3 separate regions of the Homo sapiens genome follow, and regions 1 and 2 are each linked to region 3. The links are chromatin contacts, found by Hi-C in ENCODE. All regions are on one chromosome and are shown on one strand. Each heading gives the region's core, a stretch centred on a gene start or an enhancer-like site at or near the end of the contact. The rest is flanking DNA. Distances are from core to core; before and after follow the strand shown. Region 1 overlaps LOC102724948 (a long non-coding RNA gene). Region 2 has its middle 15 kb from the start of HS1BP3-IT1. Region 3 has its middle 79 kb from the start of SDC1.

Region 1 (4,502 bases), core at 839-3,338, 380 kb before region 3:
AATTTTATCAGTGACACAGGGAAATGAGGATACAAAATAATATGAAGTGAAAAAAAAAAATCAGAAGACAAAATAGCCCAGGCTCTGTTTCCCAGGCCACAAGAGCTGATTCCAGAAGCCTCTGGAGTTGAGCCAAGGAGAGGCAGGGGGCAGGGTGTGCAGAGCCACCCTCGCAGGCCTTTAGCTTCAGTCCTGGGGAAAGCCACACATCCTGGCACTCTGCTTACCGAGGGTGGCTCCCCACCCATCCGCTAAGCCACCACCTGGCCAGGCCTGGGGGCAGGCTCCCGGCTGTAAACCCCAGGGGTCTGAGTGTTGATTCCAAAGCACCTTCACCATTTTCCCCAGGGATGCTGTGGGCTAGAAACTTCTGCCTCAATGTCTCAGAGTTCCTGGGGAGGATCAGATGAGCCCCCAGTCCAGTGAATTCAAACCTTCAAAGTATGGACTTTAATAAGGACCAAAAGTCAGGTTAAAGGGATGTAGTTAGAGTCCCCTATTTGTTGGTTCTTTTTTTTTTCTGCAAATTTTCAAAACACCCCTTTGTGATCTCTTATTTTCTCTGTCCCCAGCTGGATGTGCAGTCTTGAAGGAATCCTACGCTTCATGAATGAGGATTTGACATCTGGCAGAGGTCTTTATGAACACATTTATGATCATCCTTCAAAGCAACCACATGAAATGGGCCAGGGGCTTGTTCTCTTTTAGCAGACAGACGGGTTGAGTCACCACAAGATGCTGTTATGGTTTAAATGTGTGGAGCTATATATATACATACACACATACACATGTATATATCAATCAAGCTATACTTATCCCCAATAACAGAGAGGAAAAATATATTATTAGAATAAGAGCCGCATATTTTGGAAAACTTACCATGTGCCAGAGACTGTTCTAATTATTTTATAAACATGTCTCTTGTGGTTTTCAAGATAACTATAGAAGGTAACTATTATTACTTTTTAACAAATGAAAGCAAACCTCAGGTTAAGTGACTGGCCCAAGGTCACACAGCAAGCAGTGACAGAGCTAAGTTGCGCTGGCTCTAAAGACCATGTGTTATCAACAGCGTCCTCCTGCCTTCTTATGAAATGGAATCCATATCAAACTGCTAAGCTTTGTTTTTAGCAAATAACATGACTGTCTGGGCTGTGGGCTTAAGGAACAGTGAGTTTGGGGGCAAAGGTCACCCTCTAATAGTGCTTCATAATATTTCTCCCAGAGAAAGACTCTGGAGCCAGGCAGATCTGGATCCAGATTCCAGTTCTGCCACTTCCTAGCTGTGTCCTCTCACTGAGCTCTCAGAGGCCTCCTTGGCCCGCATGCTCAGTGGAGTGTCTGGTTGGCCCCGCAGCCCTTGTGTCCAGATCTGCTGGGCGACACAGTGCCTGGCTGTGCCCTGCAGAGGCTTTCCTGTCCCTGGCTCCCATGCTTCCCCTGAGGAGAGCAGGCGATGGGTGTCAGCTTATGTGAGCCCTTTGGTTGCATGGATCGGGTGAAAAACAGACAGAGCTGAAGAATTTGAACTGAGATGTCAATTGTGGAGCAGGATTACTCATAGCAGCCACCGCCCACTAGGCCAGAACACCTTCGTTTAAACAAACCAACATCCCAGGGGACAGTGCCTGTTGAGCAAGCTGCTGAGAGCCCTTCACTAGTGCTGAGTCCTCAGGCCTGCAGGGGACACTCCACATCTGACCCTGCAGGAGAGCGGTGTCCAGGAGCAGGCACCTCAGATCCATCCAAGTCACACAGGGAGGCCAGAAGGGCAGCGGGGACACTGAACGCTCTACACGTCCTGAGGTCCCTGACCTCATAGGCTGGAGGGGAGCATTTGCTTTGTCTTGTGGAAAGTCCCCAAGTGGATGGGCTAACAATCGATTCCAGTTGCACCCACGCTGCTAACTCTGGCCATGTTTCCTATACTTCCGTTCCTGTGATCCATCTCTTGCCCCTTCCAGATCAGACAGTGACCTCCCGGGCCTCCTGGGGATGCAGTTGTCCTCCCTGCACTCAGATCTGGAGCTGCTGCTTCCTAGCGGAGGAGTCAGCCTACCGAGCCAGGCCGTTGTCAAGCCCTGAGCCCTCCCCACTTCCGCCTCTGCCCGCTTTCCTGTCCCAGCTGTGAGCCTCTCCGGGGACTCATTTAAACTGAAGACAATTGCCTCAGATAAAGAACAACTGGCCTCCTCCCTATGTGGCTAAAATTATCAAAAACCGAAGAGGGCGTTGCTGACCTCAGCCTTCCCCAGCCTTTCTCCTGCCTTGGTCCACTTGAATATCCCTCTGGGAGCCTGTGACAGCTGCCTACGTGGGACCCCACACAGAAACGGGGCTGAAGAAGGCAGTCCCAGCCTCGCAAGGCATTCAGTTCCTGCAGTGTCTGCAGCCAAATCCCAAGATAGAGCCAGTCTGCTTGGTTCCCTGGCCCCAGGTTTCTCAGAGCTCCTCCGGCAGCCCAGGAGGCTGAGCTGCACTGCCTGCATTTCCTGGCTTCACATCACGTACACATAGAGCTTGGGGCCCGGGCAACCATGGCATGGAAGCCCAGACCACCTAAATTCTTCCTTAGGACCACCAGTGCCATTGCCTCAGCCATAACCCCCTGAGACTCCTCGCGGACCAGCATGGCGACTGGTCCCACAACCATCTCCATGCCTGCTTCCTCTTCCCCATTCAAGCTTCTCAACATCTGTCATTCTTGGTGTTAGCTATATCCCAGCTCCTGTATTATTCCATTGCATCCAGAATGCTTTGAGGAAGGAATGTCATAGACCCCCTTTTTTAACCCCCTCTTCCCAGAGAGATGTGCTCAGGAATAGGTGCCCAACAGGAAGTATTTGATTGAGAGCTTATTTGTCCCTCCAGGAGATATTCAAGGAGAGCCCCCATCCAGACCCCAAGCGAGAAGAGCTACCGTGTCTCACAGGGCCCACAGCCCATCACCCACATCATCCCACGGAGGGCGGGGATTATGCCCAGTGTGCAGAAGGGTTGACAAAGGCCAGGTAGGGGAAGTGGCTGGCTCTGCTTACATGGACCCAAGACTCACTCCAGAACCCCTGACCTTCCGCTGAAGGATCTTTGCACCAACTCTCCTGGCCCCAGTGGGTCTGGCTCACCAGAAGTTAGGCCTGGAAGGGAGGAGGCTGGGTGGGGGGACATAGAAGGCAAAAGCAGCAGTGTCCTCACATGGAACTGTTCCTCCAGGTCCTTTCCCTGGGACCCCTCCCTGGAGAGCTCTCCCTGCTCTCTCTGGCTTCCTTTCCCTTCTGTCAACCCTAATAGCATAGGTTTTGGTGTCAGGCAGTCCTGCGTTGGAATCTCAGATTCCCAGGGACAGTCATGATTTATACGTGTTGTCCCGGTATACTAATACATCAAGGCTCCTTGTCACCCTCAAACATGCGCATTAGGACCATGCATCATGTGTCCCGCTTACAAAGACAGAAGGCAAGGTCTGTGGACAGCTGGAGGATGACCTAGTTAGGGAGCCTCTAGGAACCCATCTAGTTCTGCGATGGAGGGGAACAGAGAATGGGGTGTTTCCCTGATGACCCTGCTGTGGAGGAGCTGGCTGCTTCTGCAGGGAGATGCTGCAGCCCCAGAAGGAAGCCCTGGCCATGTGTCTCAAGTTGCTTTGCAAAACAAGCACCAGGAAAGAAAAACAGCATCTATATTTCCCTGAGGTGGGCCAGCATCCAGAGGCTGAAGGCACCTGGGGATAGGGACACTACATCACACACTTCAGGGGGTGCCAGTCATGTCACGGTCTGTGTGAACGGTGCCTCCTGGGAATGTACAGCTCCCAGCCTGCTCACTGCAAAGCAGGAATTGGTGAGCTGTGACTAGATGATGTCAGAGAGCAAGAATAAGTAAGGACCAGGAAAGCTACAAAATATAGAAGACTACATCTTTTTTAAATTAATTAATTAGTTAATTTATTTATTTATTTATTATGTTTTGAGACAGAGCCTTGCTCTGTTGCTCAGGCTGGAGTGCAGTGGTATGATCTCTGCTCACTGCAACCTCCATCTACCAGGTTCAAGCAACTCTCCTGCCTCAGCCTCCTGAGTAGCTGGGATTACAGGCGCTCATCACCATGCCCAGCTAATTTTTGTATTTTTAGTAGAGACAGGGTTTCACCATGTTTGCCAGGCTGGTCTCAAACTCCTGACCTTGTGATCCATCTGCCTCAGCCTCCCAAAGTGCTGGGATTACAGGCATGAGCCACCATGCCCAGCCGAAAGCCTACATCTTTAAGGAGAGGAATCATTCTGTCTGGGGAGGAACTCCTTTAAATCAGTTCAACTCAACTCATATGAACAAATATTGATCATGCAATTACTGTGCGCTCTGCTGGGCAAGGCCATTATGGTGGGGGTGGCGGTGGGGTGATCAGGCATCCTGATCAGGCAGGGGTGATCAGGCAGGCGGTGGGGTGATCAGGCATTGAGAAGCTCATAGGACAGGAGGGGAGTGCGCAGGGTCTGTCCCTT
Region 2 (4,685 bases), core at 2,152-4,651, 430 kb before region 3:
AGGCCTCCAGCTTGTTTGAAACCCAGGGGCAGGCCCTCAGCCTTGCCTTGCTTATTCTTGCATCTCTGCCCAGCTTAGCCACTAGGCTGTGTGCCCTCTGCTCCAGTCCTTGCCCCCTTGGGGCTGTGTCCCTGGGTGTGGGCCAAATTGTGGGTAGACTGTGGGTATGAGTTCAGGGAGTTTCTGCCCTAGATAAGGGTATGTAGATTAGGATAGAAACAGATCCACAAACAAAACATTTTCACTTACATTTTAAAGGCAGGAGGAAGAGAGAAGTGGGAAGGAAAGATCACATGCAGAACCTTTGTAGGTGCAAGGCCTGAGCCTGGAACTTTATGTGCCTTACGTTAGGTCATCCTCACAATAGCTTTGTCTTTTTTGAATGATTTTCTCCATTTGAAAAATGAAGACAGAAGAATCAGTGAGTCTTGGAGACTTAAACCATGGCTCAGAACCCAGGTTTTCTGCTTCCCAGCCAGGCCCTGGTCCTGGAGGGAGGGTATTCCCGTGGGACTTGTGGGTAGGTGACTTGGTATTGGTTTTCCTCTTGTCACAGGGTCCCAGGCAGCTCAGTGGGCCCCCACCTCCCAGAAAGAGTATGGGTTATGGAGGACTAGGGAGAAAACACAAATGACCCCATTGAGCCTGGTATGCCGGGGGGCTTCCAAGGCAAACAATGGCTCTCTGTGTCTGGTTTCTCTGAGGGCCGGAAGTCTCCAATGCATGGCCAACTGATGAGTCATGCAGGATATCTCCTGGGCCCAGCTTTGTTGTGCCGGAGGATCTTTCAGCCCAGCCTGAAATGGCAGATGATCTCATCAGGCTGGATCTGGGGAAGCCCTGTCTCTCGAAGTCCCGGTAGGCTCACGGCCCACTAACAGCCAGGAGGCTGGATGCTCTGGCCTTGAGACAGTTCCCGGAGGCACCCTATAGATGCTGGGCAGCTGCCGCCAACCCTCAGCCAGCTCGGATGGAGCCAGCCTGGAGGAAAAGGCTCCTGTGCTCATGGAACCCAGGGAAACCCCCGCTTTGTTCTCTCTGGACACAGCACGTGTCTGGTGGCCGCCCAGCCTCAGCTGTGTCCTGTAGAGTTTCCTGGACTTAACAGAAGCCTCCAGATGAGCATATTAGGAGTGCCCCAGGGAGGACTGACCTGAGACCGGAAGGAAGTCAAGGGCTTCAGTGGCCACCAAACCTGGCTCAGCCTGTGAGGCTTGGGAGGGGACACCGCCTGACTTTCCACTTGGCTGCCTTCAACAGAGGTTTCAGAAACAGAAAGCCTTGTAGTACTGAGGCTATTTTTAATGTTTTGAACCTGGACATTGCTGTTACTGTTGATGTTTCATGTACACCCCACTGGTTGATACAGAGCATGGCTCCAGAGTCACAGCTACACACCCAGGGACTCTGGCCTTGAGCAAATTACTTTCCCATTCTGAGCCTCAGTTTCCTCCCCTGTCCAGTGCAGGTGGCAGTACTGCTCCCAGGGCTGTCATGAGCATGTAGGAGATTGCCTACGCCCAGTGCCTCACCCATGGCCAGCCCTCAGTGAATGGTGGTCCTCTCTCTTCTCTTCATTCCTCTTGAGCTTTGAAGAGGTTCTTGGCTGGGCATCTATTCTTATTCACCTCCCAGAGGGTCTGGCCTGAACATGTTCCTTGGGAATGCCCATCTTTCCTCGGGATATAGGTGGTGTGTGGGGCTGCCTGCGAGAGCCTCCGGGCAAGAACTGCCCCGGTTGTCCAAGGGCCAAAGATGGTGTCATCACTGCCCTCAGCTGGGGCTCTACTTCTGGTTGGTTACCATGGTGAGCAACTTTTCAGAGGACAGCCCAGAGAGACATGCTAGGGTAGAGCCTCAGGGCCCAGGTAATAGGTGTGGGGCTCTGCCCTGAAAACCATGGAGACCAAGTCCCCTCCTATGAAGACTGCATCCCATCCCGCCTCTGAGGGCAGCCCTGGAGCCACTTAGGAGCCACAGGTAGGACGCTAGGCACTGGTCAAGAGAGGCTGTTCCCACCCCCACCCTGTGCCACTCTCCCGAGCCCTGATTCAAGGGCACAGCCACGTGAGCCTGCTTCCTGCACCCCTTGCCAGGGATCAGCAAGTTGCCTGAGGGGACATGATGCAGCTTGGAGTGTTCCATGCCAGAGGTCCCCAGCCGGCTGGATCATGATGAGACATCAGGCACGTTACTCAGTCTTTGCAGATCCATGGCCCCTGGCCACAACCTACTCAGCTGTGAAGGGGGTTGAAGTCACACTGGACAGGCTTGAGGAACGAGTGCCCTGAGGCAGGCCTGGAAATGTGTTTGCAGGTGGTTCTGATACATCAGCATATGAATCATTGATCTGATCAGTATAACAGAACCCTGGAAGCCCAATCCCCATCCAGCCCCAGTGCCGGGGAGTGTAGCTTAGACAATACCCCCTCATACTTTAATCTGCTGCTCCAAGAATGCGACCTAGCCTGAGGTTCAGAGGCCTGGCAATTCCAGCTCATGCACCCGGCCTGAGTTGGTCTGGCCTCTGCTTGCCTCCATCTCTGGACCCTCTCTCCCTCCCAGGCTGCAGCCACAGACAGGCACTCTTACGCTCCCAGATGGCGGTGCTGGGAGGTGCCCCTCACCTTGGGCCTGGAGGCTCTTTCTTCCTATGCCCCTGGTGGAGCTGGGGGGACACCTCCAAGCCGCTAACATGTCACAGGAAATGCAGGGAGACAGGAAGATTGCATGGTCTAGAACTTCTCTCTGGGAGATCGCTGCACTTGTTTCAAAGGAAGCCCTGGACAAGGCCCTTGGGGTAAAACAACCCCAAGAATCATGCTCTTCCCCAGCCAATGGTTGGGAAGCTTTTTAAGGAGTCCAGGCCTACTAGCCTTGGGTCTTTCTGAAGGGCTGGGTTTGGGCTGGGACTGAACCTCCTGGGTCCATCAGGAGGGTCCCCCTTTCCCACCCTCTCCCCACTCAGCTCCCAGGCCCTCCCCGATACGGAAATATTAACTCAATTGTACATGAATATCAGTGTGTCATGCCCCCAGTCCTTAATCTCCCTGGAACCCCAAGTCCTTCACTTGCCCTGGGCCACCCCACATCTCCATCTAGGCCCAGTGACAAGCCCTTGTTTACTCTGAAAACCCAACTCAAACGGCAATTCCCTTGTAAATTCTCCCATAAATTTCCTTGTAAATACTCTTCCCAGGTAAATTCCCAGGGCATTCCCAGGAACCATCCATCCTAGACATCCCAATGGGAAAAGATTTGTAAGTGGGAATTCTGTTCCCCATCATTTGTTTGCCACTGACCAAAAGGATATGACTAGGTGTCCTTCAATTCTTAGAAAGCAACTGCTTCTATACGTAACCGAAACAGAAACAGAAACTTCAGCCTGCATAGTCCCTCTGGTGATAAGTTCAGCTTCCGGGAGGCAGGCAAGACCCAAGAAATAGTGTAGACTCAGTGTGACAGGTCAACTTCCATTTCTGTTGTGGAATAAAAAGTCCCTAGATTGTGGGCCCCATTAAGGGTACCATTCAAGGCCTCCGTCTCTCTCAGAACTTCTGGGGGTAGCAGTATTTGTTGGCACCTGCCATATGCCAGGCACTTTACAGTACAATGAGGGAGGCGATCCTGTTCCCACTTTAGAGAGAAGGTCGTGTAGCTAGAATGTGGCAGATTCCAGCCCTCCTCTGATATTTTCAGGCTCTAGACTAGAGCCTCAGGGAGGTCTCAGGCCAGAGAGGAGATAAGACTGCAAAGCATGGAAAACGGGACGCCTGAGCTAAGCCCTCAGTGGCAGGAGGAGCTGTACTGGGCAGGCTTCTCAGAGGAGGTGAGGTTCCAGCTGGTTCTCTGAGGACAGGAAAAGAGGAGGAACACATAGAGTCCATATGAAGGAAACAACTTAGGCAAAGATTGAGCAGAAAGAAACCTCACATAGCCGGGTGCAATGGCTCACACCTATAATCCCAGAACACTTTGGAGGCCGAGGTAGGAGGATCACTTGAGCCTAGGAGTTCAGGACCAGCCTGGACAACACGGTGAGATCCTATCTCTACAAAAACTAAAAGAAAATTAGCCAGTCATGGTGACATATACCTGTAGTCCCAGCTACTTGGGAGGCTAAAACAGGAGGATCGGGAGATTGAGGTTGCAGTGAGCTGCGGTCATGCCACTGCACTCCAGCCTGGGAGAGAACAAGACCCTGTCTCAAAAAACAAAACAAAACAAAACAAAGATGGAAATGGGTGGGACAGGTTTTTCAGGTCCCCCTCCCCAGTCCCCTTCCCCCATTGCCTGTCAGGAACTTCTCAAGCATTCATTTTTATAAATAGCTACCTTTTAAAAAGCAACTCCTCATGTGTGGGTATCAGGGCCTAACAGTCACTCACATTGTAAATTAATTTCCCAGCTGCTCCTGTCCTCCCTTGCTGGGGTAGCCTGAAGGGGGGGGGGGGGGTGGAACCAAGGAGACAGAGGCGTTGCTGCCAGGCCCCCGTGTGGAAGAGCCCAGGCACATGGGCCAGGCCCGTGGATAAGGAATGCCGGGCCTTGAGGCACAAACCTGGAGAGGGGAGGAGGCAGGAGGCACACTGTGGCTTTCTCCCCAGTGCCTGGCTCCTCACCTGGCATGTGGCGGGGCCTCCAGGGATGCTGCAAGAGGGACTTACTACCCTTTGGGAGTCTAA
Region 3 (4,359 bases), core at 1,157-3,656:
CGCCACTTAAGTGCACAATCAGTGGTTTTTAGTATAGTCACAAGGTTGTGCCACCATCACTACTACCCAATTCCAGAACATTTCTATCCTCCCCAAAAGAAAACCTGTGTCTATTAACAGCTAGTCCTGGCCAGGAGCTGTGGCTCACGCCTATAATCCCAACAATTTGGGAGGCTGAGGTGGGCGGATCACTTGAGGTCAGGAGTTTGAGACCAGCCTGACCAACATGGCGAAACCCTGTCTTTACTAAAAATACAAAAAAAAAAAAAAAATTAGCCAGGCATGGTGGCACACACCTGTAATCCCAGCTACTCAGGGGGCTGAGGCAGGAGAATTGCTTGAACCTGGGAGGCGGAGGTTGCAGTGATCCAAGATCAGGCCACTGCACTCCAGCCTGGGCGACAGAGCAAGACTCTGTCTCAAAACAAAACAAAAGTTAATCTTAATTTCCCCCTTCTTCTAGCCCTTGGCAACCACTAATCTACTTTTTGTCTCTATGGATTTGTCTATTCTGTACTTTGCATGTAAATGATAGCATACAGTTTATGTGGTCTTTTGTTCCTGGCTTCTTTCACTTAGAATAATGTTTTTAGGGTTATTCATATTGTAGCATGTATCAGTACTTCATTTCCTTTTCATGGCTGAATAATATTTCATTGTAAGGACACACCACTTTTGTTTATCTATTCGTCAGTTGATTATCAATCAATACTGAGTACCGTTTATATGCAAGACAGTCTGCAGGGCTGTCCAGGGGATGGACATGAGAGAGAAAGGACAGTTCTCCAATAGTACAGGAAATCAAGAAGAGGTGATGGAGAACACAGCGCCTGGCACAAAGCAGAATGAGTGAGTGAATGAATGAATGAAAGCCCGCACACAGGAAAAGAAACTTAACTTGTAGAGGCAGCATGTGCTGGTGCCCCGTGTCGGGGTGGATGACGCTGCCCAAGTTCAGGACCAGCAGTGATAGTCACTCACTCAGGTGTGAGAGGCTTTACTGTAAGTTGGGTCTGGGCCCTGGGGTCTCCAGAGATTAATCAGACATGACCCATGCCATGGAGCTCATAGACTGTGAAGAAGGCAAAACAGGGCGTGGATCATAGATGACATTCAATAGTGGGGGAGGGAGGGGGCAGTAGTGGGTAGAGAGGAAGACCCTTTCTGGCTAAGAGGTCAGGAAAGATGTAGGAGGAGGCAGCATTGGAGCTAGGCTTAGCAGCTTGGGTAGGACTTAAAGAATGAATGAAAGACCACACACAGAGGAAAAGAAAGAGTTAAATGGCGGATAGACAATGGGAGCAAGTTACCAAAAACTAGGGACAGAAATGTGTAAGATGGGCTCAGGGACAGAGTTCCAGGACACCTGTTTTACTGAGGTCAGTTGTTCTCCACCCTGGCTGCACATCAGAGTCATCTGGATGCTTAAAAAAATACCAAAGGCTGGGTCCTGCCCCTAGAGATTCTGTTTTATTTGACCTGTTTTGGGGGTGAGTCTAAGTAGTGATATTTATTAAAAGCTCCCCAGGTGATTCTAATGAGCAACCAGAGTTCAAAACCACTGACTCAGAGGATTCAAGAGAGACAGTTGGCCATTAGCCTGGAGCATGAGGTTGGGAGTGGACTGTACACGGGTGGACCACATCATTTATTCTCCAAACTGGGATACATTTTTGCATGAAGCAGGGTGCTATGAATTATTATGCCAAGACAGCAGATATAAACTAGATCATCCAAAACAAAGTGGGGTGTATGTCCACCCTAACCGTGGAAGAACTTGAATGCAGGCTATGGGATTTGGACTTCACCTTATCACAAATGGGAGCTACTGAAGGTTTGGAGCAGACAACTGACACCTAATAAAATGGGAGGCGGGAAGGCAGAGGAATGTGGGGAGGATTGGGCTGGGGAAATGAGGAGACAGAAAAAGTGTGTGCATGAGAAGTACTCCCCCAAGCCCACTCCAAATAAACCTTCAATTTAAATAAAAATCGTGTGCTTGCTGGGCAGCGGCTGCTTCAAGACAAGTCATTGCCTTCTCCTCCTCCTACGTGAAAACTGAAGTGGGGTGTTTGGGCTTCCCCTAGCACCCGAGACACCTCTCTGGGAGATCCCCTAAGGGCTGTTCGCATGGACAATTTCCTCTGCTCATTTGTGAACTGTGAAAACTCCAGGCAGCCTCTCTGGAGAGGCCCAAGGGAAGGACTCCTCCATGTCCCCTGGTGCCCTTGCCCTGGGACTTGGCTGTCCCAGCTCTACAATGTCCAGGCCACTCCCCCGCACTTCTGCCTTTTGGAGAGACCCTGTGTCCTCTTGCTCCTCCTCCAGCTTCCGGATCACTGGGAGGTGCTGCTGTCGTGGCTTTTTCCCTCCATTTGTCAGGCTCACAGGGCTTGTCAGGTGAGATATACACTTGTCCCACCCAGCCCGAGGCCAGAAAACTGGGTGTGTTTGGCTGTGAGCCCAGTGAGAGTGGGCCATCTCTGAGCGTGGGTGCTTCTCTTCCCAGAGTCTGGCATCCACAGACAGTGTTGGCCAGGCCTGCCCACAGTGTTGACTGGCATTTGGACTGGCACCTTCAATGTCCCCTGACCCCCCAGTGCAGAAAGCACTGGCCTAAGGACTGGAGCAGGGGAAGGGAAGATGCAGACCATCCGTCCTCCCACCCCCCACACCAGGCTGTGCTCCCTATCAGAATCCAGCAAAGCACAGAGGAGTGCCCTAATGCCAAACACAGGTCCACAGGTGGGGTGGGATGGCGGGAAAGGAGAGAAGCTGGAAAGAATGAACAGCTCCCACACTCAACATCCCCTTCCTTTTCCTTTTCTTTCCATCTGGGAAAATATATTTAATTCTCTCAAATGATCTCACAATATCAACACATAAGCACAGACCAAACTACCCACCCCTTGCATTCCCAGCGTCGGTGGTCCAGGAGGGAACTGACTGCAGAGACTGTTCCAGCCCCGCTCCTGCCATGCCCCTGAGTTGACAGGGAGAGGTCTCCCTAACCCAGGCAGCAGAGGACAAAATGTGGCAGTCTCTGGCCTGAATCCAGTAAGCAGTGCTCAATCCAGCCACCCCTAGGCTGCATGGCCTCAGGGCTGGGACTGGGGACGGGAAGTCTCAGTTCCTCCTAGCAAGAGAGGAATGCCCAACGCAAGAAGGAAATGCTTTGTGATAAATGTCCAGTGCTAGAGGCTGGGCTCTTTCAAGAAGTGAGTAATCTCAATGTTGTCATCTGGCGAATGGGTGTATGGCAAGTTTCCTGGTTCGGAACTTTTCTTTCTTTTTAATAAAAGTTGCCATCAGCTCCTTCTTTATCCAGCTGGTTAAGAACAGGTCTTCTTTGTTCAGGAAACTGTCCTTTGAGTGGTCCCTCTTGGCTATTCACATGTTAGGCTAGTGGGGCAAGGGGGAACTGGTTCCTGGGTGGCCTGAGGAGTGCAGGACCCTCTAGTCCCTACATGGAAGAGCAGGGAGATAATTTGCTTGGGGCCAAGGAACATCTGGGAAGAAAGAGATGAAGACAAAGACGTTTGCCGTGTTAAAGTTGGAATTTTCCTGATGAAGTTTGAGATGAAGTGCCCCAGGAATAGAATCCCCACAGCCCCTCAAGGGAATGGCACCAGGAAGAAAGGGGGTCAGAGTTGGTGACCAGGCTCAACCCCAGGGCCTCCATATTCCTGTGGCATGGAGTGTGGCTGAGGACAGAAGCCCTCCTGGGCTCAGCTCTACCAGGGCTGTGCGCTATTTGGGAGCCTGGCTAACCTTGGAAGTATGAGCTTACAAGAGCAGTGGCCTTGGAGCCCAAAGTTGGCACACCTCTGTGGACCACATAAGGGTCAGGACCAGTGAGGCAGGATCTCATCAGACTTTGCAAGACCATTTTCTTTAGAGACACATGGTACTGTGCAAGAAACAATGGAAATCAGGACCTCCTGACTCTCCAGTTTCTCTCTGATTGCCATTTGCAATCAGAATTACCTGTAGGACCAAGTTTGGCCCCAATTTCCTTGGGGGAGTGGGTGAGGAATAAGGGGTAAGAAGGGGTAAAGAGGCATGACTTCCTGTTAATATGGGCGTATGGGAGCTCAAGCAATTATTGAATAAATAAGAGGGATTACATTTGCACCCCAAACTGGGGAACTGTGCTTGCTTAGGAAAAAGCCCAGAAAGTTATACAACAAAAAGTTATTAGTCATTGCCTCCAGCTGGTAAGATATCAAGGGATGCCCTTCTTTTTCCTTTCTATATATCTGTATTTTCTGTTTTCTCCCCATGGTGATTATGAAGTGATTTGAGTTATTAAAAACACTTTACAGTAGCTCAAAAAAACTATTATTATGTAGAGGCCCC

Evidence for each region. Hi-C counts contacts between places; a loop is a spot of excess contacts on that map. Pooled maps may share reads with other maps.
Region 1: a loop to region 3 is called in a pooled map, with 2.9 times the contacts of the local background. The contact joins two enhancer-like sites. A Hi-C loop is called at or near these places in 2 of 37 single-sample maps with no recorded cell type and 2 of 50 pooled maps.
Region 2: a pooled map shows a loop between it and region 3 (4-fold over the local background). The contact joins two enhancer-like sites. A Hi-C loop is called at or near these places in 3 of 37 single-sample maps with no recorded cell type and 2 of 50 pooled maps.

The regions. Positions count from the first base shown.
Region 1 is chr2:20,522,542-20,527,043 of GRCh38, reverse strand. LOC102724948 (a long non-coding RNA gene) reads left to right here. Exons shown (of 3, transcript XR_939794.3): 3 at 573-878. Among named protein-coding and RNA genes, the nearest start is that of HS1BP3-IT1, 68 kb to the left of the region's middle. RefSeq lists an enhancer at 1,761-2,060. Within about 2 kb of position 2,088, at least 13 of the 41 ENCODE cell types and tissues checked have a DNase peak (open chromatin) inside an H3K27ac peak, as active enhancers do.
Region 2 is chr2:20,575,532-20,580,216 of GRCh38, reverse strand. It overlaps a transcript of HS1BP3 not described here. Among named protein-coding and RNA genes, the nearest start is that of HS1BP3-IT1, 15 kb to the left of the region's middle. RefSeq lists enhancers at 627-686, 877-1,206, 185-1,384, 3,306-3,445, 4,553-4,685 and 1 more. Within about 2 kb of position 3,401, at least 10 of the 41 ENCODE cell types and tissues checked have a DNase peak (open chromatin) inside an H3K27ac peak, as active enhancers do.
Region 3 is chr2:20,143,825-20,148,183 of GRCh38, reverse strand. No RefSeq gene overlaps it. Among named protein-coding and RNA genes, the nearest start is that of SDC1, 79 kb to the left of the region's middle. RefSeq lists enhancers at 2,120-2,199, 2,410-2,569. Within about 2 kb of position 2,406, at least 6 of the 41 ENCODE cell types and tissues checked have a DNase peak (open chromatin) inside an H3K27ac peak, as active enhancers do.